Regions from separate parts of the Homo sapiens genome. Here region 1 is linked to region 2. The links are chromatin contacts, found by Hi-C in ENCODE. All regions are on one chromosome and are shown on one strand. The core of a region is the stretch at or near the end of the contact, and the rest is flanking DNA. Distances in the headings are between cores, read along the strand shown.

Region 1 (4,256 bases), core at 1-2,500, 380 kb before region 2:
CCCTGTTACCAAGGTGAGTGCAGATAACCAGCAGAGACACCTGTGAACTTGAACCCAGAAGCATACACTCTCCATCTTAAAAACACACACTCCCACCATCCTGGGAGCATGGTAAATCAGCAAAGATGGACGGTGAAAATGTCGCTTTCTCACCTCAGCCTGATATTTACCAACAAGAAGTTAATTTCCCACTGTTCCCAGATCAGTCCACATTGGGGCTAACACTTCTCCACAATGTCCAAGCAAAATCAAAAGAATCCCTGTCTCAGAAGGCATTTGTTGCTGCTGAGTCACAACTGCCTGTCTGATCATAGTCTCCCAAAATGGAGTAAACAAAGGGTTAGTTTGTCCCCTTGTTACACAGTGAAGCCCTTTGCCAAAACTGATTGTTGTATTTTCTGGACAAAATGGAGTAAACAAAGGGTTAGTTTGTAAACAAAGGGTTAGCTTGTCCCCTTGTTATACAGTGAAGCCCTTTGCCAAAATTGATTTTTGTTTTTTCTGAATTTTTGTTTTTGTAGATATTCAGCTCTCCCCAATACCTCTGCCTGCCTTGGCTGCCTGGCCACTTTTTCCAGTGTGATTGTGTATGTTCTTGCCTATTTCTAGCCATTTTCCAGTCCTGGAACATATTAAAAACAAATTGGCCTTTCCATGTAGCTCATAAGTCAGAAAAATTACCAGCAGAAGACATCTCTAGAAAGCGAGACCGTGTACTCTGAGCCCTAACAGCTACTTAGCCAACCACTTCTTCTCTGAGCTATATCAGAGCCACCTATCTCTAGCTGCCTATTTGTTCCAGAAGAATTCAACCCAGGGGAATGGTTTTGCCACCCAGGCATAGGGAAACGAGGGGGCTTTTAAATTCACAGAGATTAGAAGTCCAGACAATGCAGGAAATTCACAGATAATATCCAAAGTAGCCAACCTGCCCTCCAAAATAAAATTCTGATTTGACCCAGTGAGGTAAGCCCAGGTAAGGTGAGCTTCACTTCCTGCCAGCCGTCTCCAAGAGTCTGTTCTAGTTTCATCTGTCCAGTTTAAAGCAGGCTTCTCTTTCCACTCAAGTGTTTGGATTCCAGATTCAAAAGAAGTTTTAAAAATCAGGACTTACCTCATTTACCTAAAGATTCTGGGTGGGAAATCCAATAGCTGTGGCTGTTGGAGGGGAGGCAGCAGGCTGCAATCTCACCAGCTCCTATAGGGATGGGGCACCACGGGTGTTATCAAGTCTGAGCCCTCATCAGAGTGAAGATAAATGCATATAACAATAATTTTAAATCATTTTGTAGGATGTTAAGCAATAAGCCACCAACCGGGAATTCCCTAAGTCACTTCCCCCTCTTCTGATTGGCTACCCAGCCCTTTAAAAAAATAAAATAAAGGATTACAAACACTGGCTCATTTGCATTTGGCCAACTCACACGTTAGTGTTCAAACAAAACAGGTCTAACCAGGTAATGCCTGTGTCTCAAGAACAGAGAGACAACCTGTTAATGGATGAGGAATTGATTTGGTGGTGACTGTTCTTTTCAGCTCAGAGGCTGTTTCAGGTGAAAAGCACCCTGCTCACCAAAGACACCATCGGGAAGAGGGAATGTAAAAGCAAAGTGAGTAGAAGTCCAAATCTGGAGGAGATGATGGTATGGAGGGGCCCTCTTGAGCACCTGTCTCATTTATTAGTCTGTATTTAGTCCACCCTGCTTTGGCATCAAGATCTTTTCCCTAGCTCTATAAGTACCAGGCTCTGAAGGGGCTCCCAGCAAGTTCCCTCTCCAGGCACCATGACTGCCTTCTTGACAGAGACTCTTGGCAATTCAATGGACTTTGAAAAGCCTATCTCCCCTGGCCCCAGGTAAGAGCCTTGAGAGGTTTGAAAGGGAAGGTCCTGGGAGGGAGGGTACCTTATGAGGAGATGCTTAGGTCAAGCAGTCAACTCTCAAATATGCAAGAGCTGATTATCCGGTTGGTGGATTATCTAGGTTCTTCACTTCCTCTTGACACTTACATGATCTTTTTTAAAAGGTTTATTGACACTCCCTATAAGAGTTAGAGATGAGAAGACCAAAATGCTGAAACTGGAAATAAAAAAGCACAGTTTGGACAAGAAGAAGGTGGAATATTAGGGAGGATCTACGGATTCAAATACCCAGGCAACCTCTATTCCCTTGGGCCAAGGGACATATGGGGAGTTACCTGTACCTGCTTCACTGGGTCACAAATGTACCTTCTCCCATACGGGTGAATGACTGCTCCTAGCAAAGAAAAATACCATCCCCCAACCATTAACTTTCTCTGTTGAACCTTCCAGGACACTGGCCTGGCATGAGCAAAGTGTCTAAGCAGATTTCTTTGACTCAACGGGCCTCCCTTTTGTGGGAGAGGGAAGGGAAGTTGAGATTTGGCAGAGATAAAGATTTTGTGATCAAAACCAAGAAGTTACTTGTGTTAAAAAGAAAAAAAAAGGTCTGCTTATGGTCAAAGGCTGACTGAATAGAATAAAAACTGGTTATTATATTAAGGGGGAACAGTGAGTGTGCAGTAGTATTAGTCTTTTCTTACTTATTTTTTCTAGTTTCTACACAAATTCAGAGGTTTCTGAAAGTGTAAAAGACTCAGTGGGAAAACAAGGGTGGACTTGGGAAGGTCTTGGAAGCTGGGCAGGTCTTGAAGAAGGGCTTGAGGCTTTGGTCAGTGCAGTTTAGGGGAGTTCTAATAAATCCCTCTGCCTCCCTAACCTGCCCCAGACATTCCCACCCTTCCCAACTGTTCAACCCTGTGAACTTGCCAAGGGCCCTGTGAAAATGCAAATGTAAACCCCGCCCCATATACACACTGATAAAAACAACAAATTTCATTATTTCCCATTATCACATTAGCCCCAATTAGTCTATCAGTTCCAGATCTGAGAGCAGGGCCCTGAGGGAATGGCCTGCTGGAGTTTTGCTTGAGAGACAAATCAGGCACAACCTGAAGTAACTACATTCCACCCACTGCAGGGCATTTGTGTGTAGTGATGGTGAAGGGGGGTGGGTGGCGGGGCACTCATGAGAAAAGGGAAGCATTATTGCTAGAGCCCGTGGGACTCCAGGGAAACAAACTTGGCCTTCTTTACACCATTGCCTGAGATTAACCTGAGACAGCAGGGTGGGAGTAGAAGGGCTAGGGTTGTGTGGTCAAGAGATAGTGAACTTCAAATGCAACCACAAAAGTGATGTGGCTCTCTGACCCAGTCCCAATCACCTTTAATTATAGGCCCTGTAATTTATAGCTGAAGAATTCTGGTTAAATCTCCATTTCTTTATCCACTTGTATTTAGTCCATTTTAGATTGGAGGGCTATTGAGACGAGTCATATTGGGGTAGTGATGGTGGGAGGGGAGGGAAAGATGTCACCTCATACTCACAAGCCACTTTATTTGTGGAGGTTTTTTTGTAAATAAAGTACCTAAAAGTGTGCCTGCTACTTGCTGGGTACTTATTAAGTATTGATTCTTCTTTTTACTTGGGTCTTAGTTGAACCTTCCAGAAGAAAAACAAAAATGAAAACAATACCCCTCACCCCCAACCTAAAAAAAAAAACACAAAAAAGCTAGAATTGCAGGTATATTGCATCCATACGGAAAGTCCTTTGGAGTTTGAGGTCTTTCACCCTACTGCCAACTTCAACAAGACAGTACTGGCGATAGATAGATAGATGATAGATAGATAGATAGATAGATAGATAGATAGATAGATAGATAGATAGATGATAGATAGATAATGATGGGATGAGATGGATGTCTCAAGGCCTTCTACTACAAGTCTCAGATATATCAAGTATGTCCTTTATGGATAAGAAGTTTAAAGTGTAATCACAAAATCATCAAACACAGCAGATCCTTAATATGGACACATTGTAAGTTCTCAAGGAGGACTCTGGCAAGAGAGACCTCCAGCACTTGTTCTGTGCTCCTGAATTCTCTGGGGGGCTGATAAAGACATAGCAAAATGAACAGAGTGATAAACAAAGCTGATTGTCTTTATTCTGTGGATGGGAAGAATCAAGAGAGAGAGGCCAAGCAGCTTGCCCTCAAATCAACTGAAACAAACTCTAGAAACCCAATTACTCTGCATAGAAATCTTCCTGGTTGTCCCTACAGGTCAAGGCCCTATCACCCTCTCCAACCTGTGCACAGACACAGAGCCCTTGAGTTGAGTCCTGTGCTGGTCCCCACAGAGGAAAAGGGGAACAGAGCAAAGCAAACCAGGTTGTGT
Region 2 (3,622 bases), core at 13-2,512:
GGCAAGTGCTTTATGGAGATTTATTCATTTAGTGTTTAAAACAATCTTTTTCTTTTTTTGAAAATTTTTTGAGACAGGTTCTCACTCTGTCATCCAGACTGGAGTGCACTGGCGTGATCTCTGCTTAATCCAGCCTTGACTTCCCGGGCTCAGGCGATCCATCCACTTCAGCCTCCAGAGTAGCTGGAACCACAGGCACACACTACCAAGCCTGGCTAATTTTTGTATTTTTGGTAGAGACGTGGTTTTGCCATGTAACCCAAGCTGGTCTCGAACTCCTGGGCTCAAGTGATCCACCCTCCTCGGTCTCCCAAAGTGCTGGGATTACAACAATCTTATAAGGGACCCTAGAATCGCAGTTTGATAGATGAGGACATTGAGGCCTAAAGCAGTTAAGCAAAGTGCCCAAAGTCAAACAGCGAGTACATTGGGGGTTGGGAGAGTGAATATTTAGAACAATCCAGGCCAACAACTCTAAGCCCAGCTCTTATTCACCATGGGGAAGAGTAAATGAAATTAAATGAAATGATCTTCATAAAAGGCTTAATGCAGGCAGCAAGTAAGTGCTCGTTCAGTTACAATGAGATATCCCTGTTTTTCTGCGTATTTTATTGTCCTGCATTTTGTGCTAGGGGCCCTGATGTGGATTATTCTAGTCACATGCTAAAAATGTGCAGGGTTTTCAGTCTCTTTGTATTGTGGTGAAACTGCTGCTGATCTGCTTTTCCCACTATCGGTCAGCCTGGGCCTGCTTCCATTTTCACTTTGAGTTTTCAAAGGTCAGGGGAGTCCTGATAGATTGCCTTCTTATCTCCTAAGTGTTTTAGAGTGGTTTATTCATTTAACAACTGAAAGTGATTTTTTTTTTTTTAAAGAAACAATTACCTCCCTTGGTCAGCAGCAACATCTCCAGAGGTCAGCATCCCCCTCCTGGGGAAGGTTTGGCCTGCTGAGTCCAGGCTGGCTGCTAAGGGAACCAAGTCTCTTTTCTATCTCCAGGGCTAGCACAGGGCCTAGCTTGGGACAGGCACTGAAGGAAACAGTGGTTTGTGAATTTCAGCGGGGGGCTGTTTTGCAGTTCTGGACTTCAGAGACAAAGCTTCAAATTCCTATCCTTTCTCCAGACAGGTCCCCTGCTCTTCTAGAGTACTGAGGGATCTTGGCCACAGTCAGGTGGGGCTTTCCCAGACAACTTTTTTATAAGCCTGTGGAATGCCCTCTGCTGAGTCACCACGCTGATACCCAGGGCTGGGGTGTGTCTGCGAAGAACCGTGCTCTAGACATTCAGGGCTTGGTCCTGGGTCTGGGTGGGTGGCTGACCTTAGGTCTAACCATAGGCTTCAAGCTTTTATCTTTCACTGAGTCTGTGCCAAGCACATTCCGTAAATGATCTCATTGACTCTTCAAGAAAGTTAAGAGAATCAATATTGTTGTTCCCATTTTCACAGATAGATAATAAATCTGTAAAATCGCGTAAGACTAGGACATATTTTCTAGGATTATCCTTGCGGATCAAAGGTGATATCAAGTGGGATGTCAGGAGCAAGGGTGCTTGCAGTGTCAGTGATTTCTGTTGTTGGAGGAGGGGCAGGGTTATGGATGAGGAATGTGGGGTTTAGTAGGGTTAAGAGATTTGCCAGAGGCTGGGCGTGGTGGCTCACGCCTGTAATCCCAGCTACTCAAGAGGCTGAGGCAGGAGAATCACTTGAACCCAGGAGGCGGAGTTCAAGTGAGCTAAGATCATGCCACTGCACTCCAGGCTGGGCGACAGAGCGAGACTCCATCTAAAATATATATATATATTTGCCAGAGGTCAACAGGCTAGTCTCTAGTCCTTGTGCAGAAGCAAGATTTGAAATGGGTTGCTTGTTCTCACACGTCTCTTTGCTGGTCAGTGTAGAGATAAAGAACCCTCTCCCCACCTACAGTGTTCTTAAGAAGCCATGGTTATCTTGGGTGTGATGATCTTTGGAAGGTAGAAAGTTCCACTGGCAGGCATTTCCTCCTGGAGTCCTCAGCCTCCTTATCAGGCTCCCAGATTCGGACTGTCAGTGAGGTGGGCAGGGCTGTGGAGGGGAGAGGTCCTGTCACAAGAGACACCCAGCTTCCTCCCAGCTTTGGTTTACCTCAGGCCCGGCCTGAGGTGAAGTCCTCATTAGGTTACCTCCCGCCTAGCTGTGACTGGGTTAAGTTGTTGGACTTCTCTAAGGTTCAGCTCCCTGTTCTGGAAAATGAAGACAAGGACTGTGCCTGTCCTGTAGACTTTGAGGATTAGCTGAGGCAATGCCCGCATGAGCCACTTAGCTTGATGCCACATAAGTGCCCAGGAGACATCATCCTGTGGTGATTAGTTAGATCTGTCATACACCCTTACACCAGGAAGACCCCACCTGGTCATTCTTTTCCCCACAATCCTCTTCTCCCCTAGGATACCAATGCCTCTTCTTCCCTCAGAGTTAATGCAGTTACAACTATTCTAGAACTTTCTGACAGCATTCCTACTCCTTCAGCCACCCCCCTCCATCGCCGGGCAAAAATGCCATGGTCCAGCAGCCACTCAGCTCAGTGGGGTGGTACATACAGGGGCGCGTGACAAGGATGAGGTAAGTGCTGGATCACCAACCTCCCTGCCCCTCCTGTGGCTGCGTGTCAGATACTGTGTGCCAAGCTCCCTTCAGCCACTATCTCATGTAAAGCTCAGACCCCACGATTTCCGGAGTCCTAGAGTAGTCTGGGTGTCCTCGTGGTGGGAACTGGCTGTCCTCCTGGCCCCTTGCTCCCACCCTCCTGCCTTCTTGGTTCAGTGATAAGGCCTTAGATCAGGAGGGTGTGGCTAGGTCTGACTCAGGGGTGACCCAGAGGCACTTCACAGATCTGCGGCAGAAGGCCTCATCACAAGCATGACCGAATCTTGACTTTATTTATAAAAGGCAAAAGCCCACTCTTCTGTGCAGTTGTTGTGGGCCCCAGAAGTGAGGGGAACTCCATAGCACAGTTGAGGTGGGCAGTGGCCATGGAGAGAGATTTCCAACGCAGGGCCCGAGCCATCTCCTCGCAGCTTCTGCATTTTGCTTCTTTCATTTGTTGAAGCAAACAAGGGGCCAGGAGGCTCAATCAATGTGTGGAACTTTCACAGACCCTTCAGAAGAGTCCAGCTGTTCCCAGCAGCTCTTGGGGACTGTGGCCTGTTTCTGACTTAAACTCAGCCTTAGATTCTAAATTCTTGATATGGTTCAGTGATGATGAAGGGGGGAAACATTTACATGTTAGAATGAAAAGGTAACCAATTTTACATTCTATCTAAAGGTGAATACAAGATGGGGATTATCTTGTTAACTTCTGAAGAAAATTGAGATGGGGGTCTCGCCATCTTGCCCAGGCTGGTCTTGATTTCCTGGGCTCAAGCGATCCTCCTGCCTTGGCTTCCCAAAGCGCTGTGATTACAGGCTTGAGCCATCATGGCCAGCTAGTCTTTTAATAATAACAATAAATTATCAGCATTGGAGCTCTGGATGTGGGAAATGCAAAACAGTCCTGCTGGGTCATCATCTCAAACCTGGACTCTTGGGAGAGATACCCTGTGGATCATTACATCTTTTCAATTCCTTCCACTCCTGTTTCC

The links. Hi-C counts contacts between places; a loop is a spot of excess contacts on that map. Pooled maps may share reads with other maps.
Region 1: a pooled map shows a loop between it and region 2 (3-fold over the local background). The contact joins the promoter of EHF here to the enhancer-like site in region 2. A Hi-C loop is called at or near these places in 2 of 37 single-sample maps with no recorded cell type and 4 of 50 pooled maps.

What each region holds. Positions count from the first base shown.
Region 1 is chr11:34,618,087-34,622,342 of GRCh38, reverse strand. It overlaps EHF (ETS homologous factor), which reads right to left and starts at 1,250. Exons shown (of 9, transcript NM_012153.6): 1 at 1,115-1,250. RefSeq lists a cis regulatory region at 2,950-3,349.
Region 2 is chr11:34,241,456-34,245,077 of GRCh38, reverse strand. The region is part of intron 1 of ABTB2 (ankyrin repeat and BTB domain containing 2); the gene reads left to right. Among named protein-coding and RNA genes, the nearest start is that of ABTB2, 110 kb to the left of the region's middle. RefSeq lists enhancers at 851-1,010, 1,005-1,676, 1,869-3,068. Within about 2 kb of position 1,262, at least 16 of the 41 ENCODE cell types and tissues checked have a DNase peak (open chromatin) inside an H3K27ac peak, as active enhancers do.